Regions from separate parts of the Homo sapiens genome. Here region 1 is linked to region 2. The links are chromatin loops, found by intact Hi-C in ENCODE. Cell type or tissue: heart right ventricle. All regions are shown on one strand.

Region 1 (2,500 bases), 770 kb before region 2:
TCTGAGTCAATAACTCTGGGGGTGGAGCCCAGCAACCTGTGTTATTAATAAGTCCTTAAGGTGACTCAGAGGCACATTAAAGTTTAAGAACCACTATCTAGGCCATTGCAACAATTCTCTAACTGGTCTCCTGACTTTATTCATATCTCTTCTGATCAATTTCCAACTTCCACAAGAGTGACTGGACCATGTTACCTCCCTACTGAAAACTTTCCTAGGGCTCCCCATGACCCATCTTCGGGGGAAAAAAAGTTTAAACATTCTAATGAGCATTCCAGACTCTGCAGTTGTGACTAACTTACTTTTCCTCTTTCAGGAACTGCTTCACAAGATTAAAGGAGAAACAGAAAATGTATCTAGCGCTGTGCTTGGGGCATGGCAGGAACTCAATGAATGCTTATTAAATACTGTAAATGATAAACACATCAATGGATGGTGTTATGAATCCACTGGCCTATTAAGGGATCCTTTAGGAAGGCTCTATGTGAACATGATCCTGGGTATCTACACATAGAACCCAGGTATAATCTGAAGAGATCATCTGATAAGTGAGTGATTTTGATTATGGCTACTGGGGAGAGGGATGTTCTCCATGGTCTGCTGCTGCTTTGAGTCTCCCTAAAACATCAGAGTCCCATGATTTCAGACTCAGGACTACTTCTTTCAGTGCCAAGGGACTCCTCACTCTCTGAGGCATGGAGGTGGAGATTTCTGGTTGTCTGCTCCCTGGGACACATGCACACATGTGGAGGCCTGGGGTGCAGTGGGGTACACATGCAGACAGCCTTGGGAACATGGGGCACACAACTTGCACAGAGACATTCATGGGAAACACAAGTACACATAGGAACATGGGACATATATTGACATAGAGTTGCATGCTCAAACATACGTGGACTCCCATTTGGCACACTTGGCATACTGCTTTTCTCCAAGGCTCCTTCTCTTTTCAAAAAGTGAGCTTGCATTTGGATTTTATGTTAAGAAAAAACTCTGATCTGCCTCATTTATTGTTGACACAGCCACCCTCATCCTCCCAGCCTTTGATCACCTCCTGCTCCAGGCCAGGCTGAGTGTTTGCAGGGTGGGGAAATCTGGCACAAGGAGATGCCAAGGCGCCATCTCGTGGTTAGATCTCACAACTGCAGCTCAGATCTCCCTTTTCCCCACTCCGCTGAAATACCAAGAGCAAGCCAGAACTCTCTGACCATACCTCATTTAAGCACAGAACTCTGTCTGCCTTGTATTAGGAAGCTTTGCAGGGTTTGACTTCTCCACTATGGGAGGGAGAGCACCCTGACAGCAGGGACCATGGGTGGCTGTCACTTTATTTGGGACCTTTCTCTTCTCTTTTCACTTCCCCAGATGATCTCAGTCCCTCCCATGACTTTAGGGACCCTCTATACTGACAGCTCCCAAATCTGTCACTTGCCCAGACTTTTCTTGAGCTCCAGACCATAGAAAGCAACTACCCCTTGGATATACCATGAGCAGCACAAATTCGCCATTTACCAAGTTGAGTTGTGTATGGTATGCACAAATCTGTCTCTGTCCCAGTGTTCCCAGTGACAGTGAATGCCCCATTATCCACTCAGTCTCCCAGATCAGGAATCTGGGAGTCATCCTTGGTTCTACTCCCCTTCTCTTTACCCCTCTTCACTTCCAGTTAATCACCAAGTCCTATTAACTCCTACCTGTATCTTCTCCAGCCTCATTGCCACTGGCTTAGTTCAGACTTAGCATCTCCTCTCTGAGCTCCCTGGCTCAGCCATTCCTCTTGCAGTGCCTCATCTTCCCAAAATGCAAACGGGATCACATTCAATCTGCTAAAAAATCTGCAGTCTAGCCGGGGATGGTGGCTCATGCCTACAATCCCAGCACTTTGGGAGGCTGAGGCAAAAGGATTACTTGAGGCCATGAGTTTCGAGATCAGGCTGGGCAACAGAGTGAGACCCTGCTTCTAAAAAAAACAAAACTGCAATTTGATCTCTCAGCATGATTCCACGTTTAAGCTTCTGAGCACAGCACAGTAGGATCTGGTCCATGCCTGCTGGTTCAACCTCATCTTCCACCACTCCACACTTCACACTCTATACACCATGGAATGCGAAACTACTCGTAGTTCTCAAGCTTGCATGCCTTCAGACCTTGCTGTTCCTTTTCGTGTCTGCCTGGCAAGCCCCTCCTCACCCTGAAGTCTCAGAGCACATAGTTGCTGTAAGTTTTCCTGCAATCGTTTGGCCAGTCTGAGGGGCTCGCATGCTCCAGCCACACTGTGTTTGGACCTACATAGAAGCCACTGCTTACAGTTTTTTTGTTTTTGTTTTTGTTTTTTTGAGACAGGATCTCACCCTGTCTTCCAGGCTGGAATGCAGTGGTGTGATCATAGCTCACTATAACCTCAAACCCCTGGGCTCAAGAGAACCTCTCGCCTCAGTCTCGGGAGTAGCAGGGACTACAGGCACGAGGCACCATGCCCGGCTAATTGTTTTTCTTTTGT
Region 2 (2,500 bases):
TCCGTCATAGATAAGATGACCTTGGGTTATGCAAAATTCCCAGTGCACTCCACATAACCCCATCCCTGTCTTTCCTACTTAGGAAGGCAATGTGAATTTAAGCGACTGGAATTAATCTTATTGTAGAAACAACCTTGACTTTTTTCTGATTCATGCGAAATAGCACATCACTCATGAGTTTCAGATCAATGATCAGTGACAGGTTACCACACGCAACGCTCCTCATACCTAATTGTCACATACGTGTTTCTCATCCAACCCTTTCATTTCACAATGGGGAAATTGAGGCCTAGAGAAGGGAAAGAGCCATAGTCAAGTGCGTATGAGAGGTGTGAGGTAGGAGCCAAGTCTCCTAACTCCAAACGATGGCTCTTTCTCTAACTGAGAGCCACTAGCTGTCAACTTAGATTTTGGTTGGTGGCAGCAAGGGATAGGCTGGTGAGAGGAAGAAGGAAACAAAGGAAAAGAAAGGTGTGAACCTGCCGTGTTTCATCCTAGTGACATCACCAAGGAGATGCCTGCGTCCAACAAACCTAGCATTCTCCAGAGCCCCGTGCCTGACCAGTGCTTGGAGGTGAGGTGGGGCCACGAGGGTGGTGGTATGGGTTGAATGGTGCCTCCTGCCAGATATATTGAAGTTTTAACCCCTAATGCCTCAGAATGTAACCTTATGTGGAAATAAGGTCTTTTCAGAGGTAATCAAGTTAGATCAAAGTCATTAGGGTGGGTCCTAATCCAATATGAGTGATGTCCTTATAAAGAGGGGAAATTTAGACACAGAGACACAGGTAAAGGGAGAACACCAGGTGAAGATGAAGGCAGAGATGGGAGTGATGCGTCTAAAAGCCAAGGAGTGCCAAAGATTGCCAGCAAAACACCAGAGCTGGGAGAGAGGCCTGGAACAGTCTCCCTCACAGCCCTCGGAAGGAACCAGCCCTTCGGATATCTCGATCTCAGACTTCTGGCCTTCAGAACTGAGAATCAGTTTCTGTTGCTTAAGCCGTGCAGTCTGTGGTACTTTGGTACAGTAGCCTTGGCAAGGGAATACAGGTGGGATGGGGCTTACAGCCACTCTTCTCTCCATAAAGTCTTCACCATACCCCCAACCCAAATGGTGTGATCCCAGCCCCATGACACTGTCCTCACTCTTAAACCCCCAGCCCATATGTGCTTGTGTTTGTGTGGCCGCCAGTCTAGGACCCAACTTGTCTTGCCAAAGGTCCAAGTTCCTGAGCCCCAGCCTGACCCCGGCTCTGACACCAAGCTCAGAGTGGGTGAGCTTTGAGGGAGGGGAAGGATGCCATTTCTGCTCACTGAAACCTTTCTTCTCCTACCTTTCCAAAGTAGGAAAGGTTGGGGATAACAGAAACACCAAACCAGGGCTCTGAAGCCCCTCAGGTAATGCTGGCTCTAACGCTGGCTTCTAACCTGCAGCCTCTGGCCTCTCACCCTGGCTGGAGGAGAATCTCTTAGACAGGGACCTCAACTTCCAGTGGTCATGGACTTCCAGTATGTGAACAGCCTCCTTTTTGAGGCTTTCAGGATTGAGCCCAGCCTCACTCAATCAAGCAGTGGTTCAGATCCCTGAGAGGTAGAGGTCATTGCCGGAGACTAGCTGGAGAAGTCAGAGAGCGCTTCCTGGAGGAAGAGCCTATGTTAGTCTGGCTGAAAGGTGTGAGCTTAATTTTACTGCATGACTACTGAGCCAGGCACAGTCACATACTTTCACTTATTTGGTTTCCAGTCAGTTGTGAGGCAGGTGATGTTATTTGCATTTTAGAGGTTAGAAAACTGAGACTCAGAGAAGCGAAATGATTGACTCCAGACCACAGCATTTAAATTCAGGGCCCTCTGGTGATAAGCTCATCTCACTCTTCCGCACCAAGCCCTTTTCCAGGGTCCAGTAGTATTTAAAGGATTTGTGGAGTTTCGAAGTGTGGGGGGCAGGGACGCTGCATGCTGACACAGGGGCAGGGTGGGAACATACTGGGTGAATCTGGGAGCCATGAGGAAGCTGGCCTGATCGATTTCAGCGATTCAGAGGGAACAATGGGAACCACAGCTGGAAAAGGAAGAGGGTCGTAATTTATTAGGCTGAGCATTCAGACTCGCTGGGTAAGCAGCGAGTGAGCGAATGAGCTCTGGATGAGGGGTACAGAGCTGGTGTTTTCAACACCCATCCTGATGGGAGAGGGGCCAACTTGCCAACCTGCTGTGAAGGCATTGTGGCTCTCAAGGAGAAGCATGTGGCCACATCAGAGAGACCCCCTTTCCTTCTTCAACCCTAGCCCCAGATGTCCCTGGGAAGGGAGGACAACCAGCTTGCCTCTGAGGGTCACTACCTAGTGCTCTCCCCTACCTGGGTCGCCTCCACATAGGTCAATTCTGCCAGCAGTGGGCCCATCCTCAGCCACGCCTCCTGTATCTAGGTGGCTCATCAGGACCTAAATGCCCCCTCAGCCTGTCAATCCCTCCTCTGACTTTGCACAAACAGTTTTCT

Evidence for each region. Peaks named below come from ENCODE experiments on the same cell type or tissue, not always from the same donor. Only the 100,000 strongest peaks of a DNase experiment are listed, where the experiment ranks them.
Region 1: a loop joins it to region 2, with 11 times the contacts of the local background. A loop is called at or near these places in 2 of 110 quality-filtered maps.

The regions. Positions count from the first base shown.
Region 1 is chr1:35,567,736-35,570,235 of GRCh38, reverse strand. TFAP2E-AS1 (TFAP2E antisense RNA 1) reads left to right here. Exons shown (of 3, transcript NR_183387.1): 3 at 317-425. Among named protein-coding and RNA genes, the nearest start is that of TFAP2E, 4.3 kb to the left of the region's middle. RefSeq lists a silencer at 1-19. In heart right ventricle, CTCF peaks have their summits at 927 and 1,129 (motif pointing left); a DNase peak (open chromatin) is centred at 1,135.
Region 2 is chr1:34,796,445-34,798,944 of GRCh38, reverse strand. No RefSeq gene overlaps it. Among named protein-coding and RNA genes, the nearest start is that of GJA4, 4.7 kb to the right of the region's middle. In heart right ventricle, no CTCF peak of the experiment used is centred here; no DNase peak of the experiment used is centred here; H3K4me3 peaks cover 2,500 bases; H3K27ac peaks cover 2,443 bases.